2 separate regions of the Homo sapiens genome follow, and region 1 is linked to region 2. Evidence: read pairs that join two places in POLR2A ChIA-PET (ENCODE). Cell type or tissue: GM12878. All regions are shown on one strand. Links, peaks and the distances in the headings refer to the core of each region. The heading gives the core; the rest is flanking DNA.

What was found. ChIA-PET counts read pairs that join two places held together with the same protein. Peaks named below come from ENCODE experiments on the same cell type or tissue, not always from the same donor. Only the 100,000 strongest peaks of a DNase experiment are listed, where the experiment ranks them.
Region 1: POLR2A ChIA-PET joins it to region 2 with 10 read pairs; 3 of 35 experiments call an interaction of 5 or more read pairs at or near these places.

Annotation. Positions count from the first base shown.
Region 1 is chr2:69,768,430-69,773,814 of GRCh38, reverse strand. All of the region lies in intron 1 of ANXA4 (annexin A4), which reads right to left. Among named protein-coding and RNA genes, the nearest start is that of SMANTIS, 28 kb to the left of the region's middle. In GM12878, for the core only: no CTCF peak of the experiment used is centred there; no DNase peak of the experiment used is centred there.
Region 2 is chr2:69,930,603-69,935,987 of GRCh38, reverse strand. It overlaps MXD1 (MAX dimerization protein 1), which reads right to left. Exons shown (of 6, transcript NM_002357.4): 4 at 523-637. It also overlaps a transcript of ASPRV1 not described here. Among named protein-coding and RNA genes, the nearest start is that of MXD1, 18 kb to the right of the region's middle. In GM12878, for the core only: no CTCF peak of the experiment used is centred there; no DNase peak of the experiment used is centred there; H3K27ac peaks cover 295 bases.

The DNA of each region.
Region 1 (5,385 bases), core at 200-5,199, 160 kb after region 2:
ACTAAAAATACAAAAATTAGCCAGGCGTGGTGGTGCACGCCTGTAATCCCAGATACTCGGGAGGCTGAGGAAGTAGAATTGCTTGAACCCAGGAGGCAGAGGTTGCAGTGAGCTGAGATCACGCCACTGCACTCTAGCCTGGGTGACAGAGCAAGACTCTGTCGAAAACAAAAAAAAAAAAAAAAAAAAAAAAGAAGGAAAGAAAAGAAAAGAAAAGAAAGGAGAATAAAACAAATATTGATAAACAAACAAACAAACAAAAAATCAGGGGCAAAACTTAAGACCTTCACAGATCTTAGCCAGTCCTTGGTCTGGAGGCCCTGTTTCATGTCATGTGAATGATCCACATGTACCCATATCCCTTGGTAAGTATGATTCATATGCTAATTGGCTGACAACCCTGGCAGATACTGCTTTTCAGAGCAAGGGCCTTCCCTTTGCTTTCATGTAGTTTTGGAATAAATGACAAGTGAGGAGGCAGGGAAGGGGGACACCTCTCCAAAAGAGGCAAGCTTTAATATGAACATTCCACTCCTTTTTACCACATCAAGAAGTGGAAAGACATCTTGAGCAAAGCCTTCTGGAAATACTGAGAGTCATTACACAAGGAGCTAGAAATATTTCACTTAAGGAAAAAGAAGGTATCATACTTGAACACTGGGTACTTTTATTCAATTTATTTTGAAACTTGGACAGCACACAGTGTAATATACACATTTATATACAGACAGCTGTTGTTTATTTATTAAAGTTTTACTAGTACAAAACAAATTTCTTTCTTTCTTTCTTTCTTTTTTTTTTGAGACAGTCTCGCTCTGTTGCCAGGCTGGAGTGCAGTGGCATGATCTCGGCTCACTGCAACCTCCGCCTCCCGGGTTCAAGTGATTCTCCTGCCTCAGCCTCCCAAGTAGCTTGGATCACAGACGCCTGCCACCATGCCCAGCTAATTTTTGTATTTTTAGTAGAGACAGGGTTTCACCATGTTTGCCAGGATGGTCTTGATCTCCTGACCTCATGATCTGCCCGCCTCGGCCTCCCAAAGTGCTGGGATTACAGGTGTGAGCCACTGCGCCTGGCCACCAAACAGATTTCTAAATAGAATATACAAATAAATGCAGAAAATGGTACTCCTCGATTCATTGTTATATCAGATAGTATGTGTAAAGTCAGTCTACACAAATGCTTATTAGCATAGAGCCTGGCACCTGGTAAGGCCTCAATAACTCTTGGCACAAGGATGGGGGGAGCAGAAAGAGGAAAGAAATGCACCCCCCAAAACACAATTGCTACAGCCTCTCTTAGCAATTGCTAAGGCCTCTCTTAGCTGCACAGAATGACAGCTCCCAAGGGCTGAAAAGCCTTTCTTCTGGAAGTTCCACCTATAACCTTCCCACCTCATTTTCCACCTGCCTCGCAGTGCCATGCTCTTAGCAGAGCCTCTGCCCGACATTCTTTGCTATCTCACCTTCCTTGATTCCTTTGTTCTTTCTCTCTGAAGCCCTTTCTACAATCCATAAGCTGCACATTGTGACCAAGTCCACAATGACTCAGACTGTGTTGGGGGTTTAAAAGCTCCTTTGCTGCTCACAGATGGGGCGAAATAATTAGCAACTATGCCTCAGTTTTTACATCTGTAAAATGCAAACACGCTCCCATTTTGGGGGTGATTCAAATAACTCTAAAAGCATCAGGACTGTTCCAGATGGAAAGATGAAGGCTGAAGGTGATACACTTTTTAGTGATGTCTTAAAAACCTAGGGTTATGAAGAACATGGGTGGGTGACTACAGCTTCTTAACAGTATCTGAACTCTACGACTAGGGCTTAGGATAGGGATCTGAAGTTTTTAAGACATAGTTTTGGAGCAACTGAAAGATAGTTGGGAATTAAACATATGAGACCTATCTCAATAGCAGTTACAAAAGGGAAAAATAAGTTGTAAATAAGTTCAACTTATTTCAACTAAGATTACATAAATTCATGGAAATAATTTACAATGAATTCATAAAGAAAAAGTAGGTATGTTGAGAATACATCTATACTGGTTTCCAGGATGTCCAGAAGGATAATAATACACTGTAACACAAATTGCCCAGTTGTATCTGCCAGAAATGGGCAAGCCAGGTGCTGACTCAACTAGAAAGTTTCTTATGTCCTTATGGCAGACTGCAGGGATGTGGAACAAGAACTTCTGATTTCAAGTCCTATTTAGTAGGCTATATGTGGAGGTAACAGTGTGGTGCATTCTCCTCTCTCACCCAGCATTTGGAAAGCGGGCAAAGTAGATACTTCCCTAAGCATTAGACTAGTAAAATCAGCAAACACCCATCAAAACAAAGATATGCAAACTCATTTTAATGGGAAAGAACGGCTCCTGGGTTGAAGCAGGCTTGCTGGAAGATATTAGCATGTTTAAGGAAAACTTGTGTCCATCAGCAGAGCAAGCTCCATGCAAAACTGGCACAGATGCTTACTTTGAAATATTCATCTAAGCCCTGTCCTACGGAAAGGGTGAAGCCAGTGGTCGGGGGTCAGATATTTCCCCACTGTGAAGATGAATTCTGTCCATCTAATACTCCCTTGTTCCATGGTTGCCAAGCACCTTTTAGGCTAGAGTTTGGCTTCCCAAATCAACCTGTCTACAAATATTGGAGCATGAGGATTTTTGCCTAAATAATATTTTTCCTTTCTTTTTTTTTTTTTTTTCTTTTTTTTTTTTTTGGAGACAGGGTCTTGCCCTGTTGCCCAGGCTGGAGTGCAGTGGTACAGTCATAGCTCACTTCAGCCTCGAACTACTTAGCTCAAGAGATCCTGCCGCCTCAGCCTCCCGAGTAGCTGGAACTACAGGTACGTGCCACCACGCCCAGCTAATTTTTTTTTTTTTTAAATTTTCTAGACAAGGCCTCGCTGCATTGCCTAGGCTGGCCTTGAATGCCTAGGCTCAAGCGATCGTCTGCCTCACCCTCCCAACGTGCTGGGATTACAGGTGTGAACCACCATGCCTGGCACTGTATTTCTTAATATAAATAAATTAGCAATATGTGTGTGTCTGCACGTGTGTGTGTCTGCACGTGTGTGTTTGCATGTGTGTGTGCGTACAGGTTTAATGAGCCTGGTGAATAGGAATCCTCCCTTTCTTGTCGTGCTGAGAGAGAGTTTCTCTGGGTCTGCTGGATGTTGCATTGTGGTGAATTCACCCCGGTAACTGAAGCTCTCCTTCAGACCCCACCACAACTTGGCGGCCTCCATTCAGGTTCCTAACATTGACCCACATCCCAGAACAGGCCACCTGAGCCTATTATGAAGGGACCTGCCAGCCTTGTGGCACATTCCTACTGAATCCTTCCCTTCGCTGGAAGATCACATGTGAGTGAGTCATTCACTATTTTTCTTTGGTACATGGTTTCATTTTACAGCCCACAAGGATGACAAATTTAAACCACTGGTCTGCAGATTGCAAAGGGTGTGACTGGGCCCCACCCAAACACTAAAGGCTTTCAAAACTGTCTATGAAATAGGAAAATGAGAGTAACTCTCTTTTTTTCCTTCTTTTTTTCTTGGAACTTAGATCCTTCTAAAAGTAAAGGAAGTTTTATTGCAGTGACGGGGTTTGAGTTGGGAGAAATAACATTTTAAACGTGTATTCAAAGGCAAGATGTAGAAGGTAAAGGAATGAAAACAAATTTGGAGGCCTGCCTACTAGGCCATCTTAAATAAGAATCGATTCCAGCCTAGCACCCAGCTAGTAACTTACGGACGGTCTTTTGTCCATATTTTGGCCAGTTATTCACAGCACTGTTGAGGGCAATAATAATCCTTTCAATCCACAAGTAATTAAAAAACATGTATCTTAGGCCTGGTGCAGTGGCTCACACCTGTAAACCCAGCACTTTGGGAGGCTGAGGTGGGCAGATCACCTGAGGTCAGGAGTTTGAGACCAGCCTGGCCAACATGAGGAAACCCCATCTCTACTAAAAATACAAAAATTAGCTGGGTGTGGTGGCACGTGCCTGTAATCCCAGCTACCCGGGAGTCTGAGGCAGGAGAATCGCTGGAACCTGGAGGCAGAGGCTGCAGTGAGCCGAGATCACGCCACTGCACTCCAGCCTGGGTGACAGAGGGAGACTCCGTCTCAAAAAAATAAAAAAATGTATTTTACATATAATTTAAAACATCCCACGCCTTCTCTGCTCTTCCCACATCATGCCAAAGCCAGTTTTTACTCCAATGATTGCTTTGTCTAAAAGGCAGGGGAAGGAGGGAGGGAACACTTATTAAACACTCCTCCATGTTATCTTATCTACTCAATAACCTCTGGGACAATGACTATTATTTCCACTTAACAAGTTAAAAACTGAGAAAAGTTGTGTAATTTGCCTGAAGTTAGCATGAGGCCAGACTGGGATAAAACACCTAGTTTACCTGATTTGAAAGCCACTAGATACTACAGTAGTGAAAACTGGTTGTGGTGAGTTCTATCTTGTCTTAAGAGGTAGGGCTAAATATCTACATTTTATAACAATAAGGAAAGTCACAGTGGCCTCAATGATTGCTGGGAAAGCTGACTGGGTCCCACATGTTGATAGTTTAATCCTTGCTTTGTTGTATGGCCTTAGTTCCCAGGCTCAAGCTTCGAATAGTGCATAAATCAAAGAATATTCTAATACGCTTTATAAATGTGCAGCTTCCCTACCTTGTTTTTCTGGGCACCATCATCAACTTGCTTCAGATATAATGAAGTACCCAATATAGTGCTTTAGACTTTCCTAAGTAATTTTCTTTTTAATTTTTATTTTCTGAGTGACCCCTAGTGCCACCTGTGGACTAGAGACCTTTGGAATTTCAGTTGGCTGGTTTTTTGTTGGTGGAGGTTTTTTTTTGTTTTTTGTTTTTTAACTTTTCTTTTGAGATGGGGTCTCACTATGTTGCTCAGGCTGGGCCTGAACTCTTGGGCTCAAGTGGTCAGCCTGCCTCCACCTCCCAAAGTGCTGGGATTACAGGCATGAGCCACTGCACCTGACCTTCTGCCTTTTAATTGCAGACAAATTATTTGGATTTCCCTCCCCTCAGTCCAGTGACCTGAGAAACAAGAAGCTGATGTGGTAGTAATGCTGATTATTTCTATCATGGGACTTACAGGACAGTTTTACTGATGTTTCATGTTCATTCACCTACTCATTCAACACACATTATCTGAATGCCTGCCCCATGTCAGGTACCATTTGATTTACTAAACGGCACACTTTCCTTTCCGCCTGTATACCTTTCATGACAGTATATGATCCCCTATGCCTTGTAGGTTTAAGAGTAACCTGCCATTTAAAAAAATCCTGGAAGCTACAGAGATGACGTGGTTGAACTTCCTGCTGTAAAGACTTTACGACCT
Region 2 (5,385 bases), core at 104-5,103:
AGTGAGGACCAGGCAAGGCAGAATCTGGGGCAGACCAGGTGACAGAGCTTGTCCTGAGCCACAGAAGAATTTTAAACAAGGTCACGTGTTGATTTGCACCTTGGAAGGACTGTTCTCAGGAAGCATGGAAAGCAGACGGGAGGGACCCAGAGGGATATAGGGAGACCTCTGAGGATTTTATTGCAGTAGACAGTGGGGATGAAGATGGAAGTAGACCGGTTGCAAAATATTTAGGCCTTGGAGATGGCCTAGATATATGGTTAAGGAGCAGGAGCTATCACGGACTCCTGAATTTCTGGCTTGTACAACTGGATGGAGAGTTGGATGGACCATTTAACCTCTGGTGCATGGGAGTGAGAAACACTCAGTTGGGTTTTGAATATGTTGCATTTGAGGTACCTGTGATTCATCCAATAGCTAGACTGGAGGAGTTCAGGGGAGAGGACTGTCCTGGAGATGTAACAACAGACAAACCCTCACTGAACAGGTAAAGATAAAGCAGCATCCCAACAATACACTTACCTTTATGTGCAATTTGGCTTTTGTTAATAAACTCAACGTAGTGTGTCGACTTGATTCGGGTCCAAGTGGCACCAGCCCCTTCAACTTCTCCAGGCACAAGCGAAGATGAGCCCGTCTATGAAAACAAGACCACAGTAGCATTTGAGAGTTTCACAGTGGGCCAGAAGCACCCCAGGCAGAATGAGTTCTCAAAGAGTGTGAAGTTGCCCAGGCCTTGCGATGGCAAATGCTACCAATGACCTTTTGCTGAATAAACATATTTTGAACCAGACAACTCTGGTGAAAACCAATGAGAAGCAAAATCCAAGGTTTTCGAAGCTAAGTCTATTGATAATACAAGTGCTGGGGTAGGGAATAATATCTGCTATTATATAGTCATTCACATGTGTAAATACTATATACAGTAATGGTCCCTGACTCATGATGGTTCAACTTACAATTTTTTAAATTTATAATGAGTTTATTGAAGTATTAAATGCATATTAGACTTGGGATGTTTTTTATTTATGATGGGCTTCTTGAGACATAACCCCATCATAAGTCAAGGAGCATATATATCTGTGGAGTTATTTGTTGAAGCTTTATTTGTAATAGCAAAGATTGAAACAACCCAAATGACCACCCAGGAGGGAACTGGTTAAATAAATTATGCTACATCCACACCGTGTAGTACTATGTAGCTATCAAAAAGAATGAGAATGTGCTTTATGTCCTATTAGGAAAGATTTTCCAGATATATTGTTAAGTGGAGAAAAGCAAGATTCCAAACTGTGAGTATACCATGCTATCTTAAAGATGGAGGAAAACAAGAATCTATATTCATGTTTTCTTGTATGTAGACAAACTCTGGAATGACACATAAGAAACTGGCTGGGCAGGGAGAAGGCAAGGAACAGTCAGACAGAGATAAGGAAGGAAGTGATGGGGGTTTTTACTGAGTCATTTTTTATACTTTTTGTTCTTGGAGTATGTCAGACTGATGCAATGGCACGGAGTGGGAGAGGGAGAAGGGCTGGATGAAGCAGCAGCCACGGCAACTGACTGAAGAGAGAGCACGAGAGTTGCTCCAACTGAGAAATTTACATTTCCTTGAAATGGTTTGTGCTTTATTCTAGAACCTGGAAAATTCTATGAATGTAAGAAGCAGCTGAGATTTGGGGGTTTTGCTTAAGCTTACCACCTCCTTAAAGCCTTCCCAAGCCATCCTAGCTCACAGTGATTCCTCTATTTTCTAAGCACCACTTAACTGTTTATATTATTCACTGGGAAGTTCACTGTACTGCCTGACTTGTTTCATATTTCTTACTTAACCATTCATTGCAGTCTCCTTAGAAAGTCAGGATTGCAGCTTAATCATTGCTGTGCTGTCACCGTGCCTCAAACACACACATGCTTAATAAGTGTTTGCTGAATGGATTATGTCATCTATTCAACTAGACTTTAAGCTTCTAGAGGACAGAGTCCATCTCTACTGCATCTTTGCACCTTCAGCAGTGCTCAGAGTCTTCAGGTTTTAGATAACATTCATTGCCCACACACAACCTACTTGGAGCAGAGTTCCCTGGGGTCTAGGAGGCTCCCCTCCAGCTGAATTGGGAAACAATGCAATGCCTTATAGGTTTGCCCTTTTTCCTCTTAAGAATTGTACTGTAATAGCAAAAGTTGAAAATATAGACCAAAGAAAGGAAATGGCTTCAGAAAGCTATAGGACAGGTGAATATGCATGATATTAATGTAAGAAGTCAATTCACACTCTCCAGGGAGACTTCAGGATGTTCCCCTAAGGCAGGGCTAGTAAGCAAGGCATTAGACTTCCTTCCTTCTGAGCCTCCTGCCTCTTCTAGGTCATGAGGAAGTTGTCCTAAACTCTCCAAGGGTGCTCTAAGGCTTGGCAAGCTTGGGGAGTACAGCATTCATTTCTGAGCTAGGAAGAGGTAATAGCACAAGGGCTTTACTATTTTGTAAGTCTTTCACTTCTTCTGAAAAACCTGTCCATGTGGCAGAGTCAGAGCAAAGACTCATGTTACAGGTGTGCTCCTCCCACTACTGCATGTGGTGGGGACCAGGGAAGGGAAGAAAACTTGTATGTAAAATATACTTGTTCATCTTGGATAATATTCTTCAAAAAGAGCCATGAAAATAGATCATGTTATTAGAAACACTATGAGAAAGTATAATTTATACATTTATAAATTTGTCTATTTCTTGCCATAAAACTTATAGACTAATTTTCTTTTTTTGTTTTTTTTTTTTTTTTTTTTTTTTGAGACAGAGTTCTTGCTCTTGTCGCCCAGGCTGGAGTACAGTGCCGTGATCTCAGCTCATGGCAACCTCTGCCTCCCAGGCTCAACAGATTCTCCTTCTTCAGCCTCCTGAGTATCTGGGATTACAGGCGCCCGCCACCACGTCCGGCTAATTTTTGTATTTTTAGCAGAGATGGGGTTTCACCATGTTGGCCAGGCTGGTCTCGAACTCCTGACCTCAAGCAATCTGCCTGCCTCAGCCTCCCAAAGTGCTGGGATTACAGGTATGAGCTAATTTTCCAATTAGAAGAAAAAGTTCAAAAATTAAAATTATATTTAGATATTTTTCAGCCAGCTTGTTATTTGCAAAGACTGCATGATTCAGAACAGTGTCATTTTAGTACTTTTATGATGTTGGTTTATATGCAGATATGAGTGTGTGAATTTTTTTAGGAAGTTTGTCCACTGATAAAAATATAATAAAGTCATCTTTTGATGCATTGTCATTTCTAGCCTTATAGGAGTCTTGCCCAGAAAGTGCAATTTTCACTACCCAAATGTGGGTTTCCAAAGAACACTCCTAGTCGTGAAACTAGAAATAAGCCATTTGACTAATTCCAGCTGAGACTAATACTTGTTCATTCAGTGTTTTCTGGCCTAGTTCTACAAAAATAGGACCAGAATTCTTTCTGGATTTTTGCAGAGACCCAAAGCCAACTCTGTCTTTGGCAGTGTCTGCCTTGGCCTTCTCCGGCGCCTCACTGCTGCAGCCTGATGGCTGCCCCCTGCCCACATGCCACTGCCTGCAGACATCCCCACACTGGTGCCCGGGCCAACCACAGGAGAGCAATGAAATATATTAAGTAGACTCAGTTCTATCATACAGTAGTGAAATCCAATCCCTGAACCAGATAAAAAAGCAAACAGACCCCTCTGTTATGTACAGCTCCTACCAAAGCTCTCCAACCCTGACACACACACACATACACAGACACACATACAGACACACAAACTCCTGGGATCTAGAATCCCTCTGCCAGCCCTGAGTACCCACGGAGCTCCCAGATCCAAAACAAGCAGAACAAACACCCGTCTCAGCTCTCTTTTCTCAGTTCTGACTACTCCTGTGCCCTGCTGTCCCATTTTAAACCAGGTCAAACTCCCATTTGGGGAACTAGCAGGGGTTTTGCCATATATCCTCAACAGGAAGCCACCCGACACCTCAGTGTGACCCAGGAAGTTGACTCTCCTCCCATCACATCTTCTTCAGTCTTCCCTCTGTTGCCAAGAGCTACCTCCCATCTTCCTGGCACCCGGCTGCCTCTTCCTTTAGCACTGATCCACACTGCTTTGTACCTAGGCCATGGACTAACAAACTTCACCTTCTGACTCTTCAGAAACATAACTTTAATTATTCTGAATAAGCTGATATACCTTTGGTCTACAGTGGCATAAAGAAACCAATCTTTGAACTATAATAAGTCATGCTCTGAATCAAGTATGGCCCATAACTAGTAATAACAAATTTAGATACAACTATAGATTCTATTCAGTAAGTTTTAAGTATCCCAAATTTTGTTGATTTTTAATTTTTTTAAAAAATTCTGACTCAGTCACTATGCAACCAAATATTAATGCAGTGATTAAGAGTAAATGTCTGGAGAAATGTGGTACATATACATAATGGAGTACTATTCAGCCATAAAAAGAATGGGATCCTGTCATTTGCAACAACATGGATGGAACTGGAGGTCATTAGGTTAAGTGAAATAAGCCAGGCACAGAAAGACAAACGTTGCATATTCTCACTTATTTTTTGGATGTAAAAATCAAAACAATTGAACTCACAGACATAGAGAGTAGGAGGGTTACCAGAGGCTGGGAAAGGTAGCGGGGGTGGGCAGGAGGTGGGGATGGTTAATGGGTTAAAAAAAAAATAGCTTAAAAGAATGGATAACACCTAGTATTTGATAGCACAACAGGGTAACTATAGTCAAAATAATTGTATATTTTTAAATAACTGGAAGAGTAGAACTGGATGGTTTGCAACACAAAGGATAAATGCTTGAGGGGATGAACACCACATTTTACTTGATGTGATTATTATGCATTGCATGCCTGTATCAAACACCTCATGTACCCCATAAATATACAGACCTACTACATACCCACAAAAATTAAAAATGAAGTTAATATTTAAAAAAGAGTAAATGTTTGAGATCCTGGCTCTGCCACTTACTCCCTGTGTGACCCTGGGCAAATTACTTAACTCTGTGTAGCCTCAGTTTCCTCATCAGTAGAATGAGGGTGACAAGCGCCTCCCTGGGAGGGCTGTCATGGGTATTGACTGAGACAAGGTATGGAAGCCCTTGGGTCAGGGTCTGACAGGGAGTACTCTGTATATGGTAGCAGTTATTCTTTCAATCCTAGCTTCCTCTGTAGAAGGAGAATTGCTGTGAGCAAACACAGATAATAAGAGCACTATGATATTCCTTTTACAATCAATAGGGAACTCAAAAATGTCTCACTAGGCAGACAGAGGCTATCTGGCAAAATCCACTTTTCTGAATACTTCCTTGAAGAAAATGGACATCTTTTGTCATTAAAATAATTAATGGAA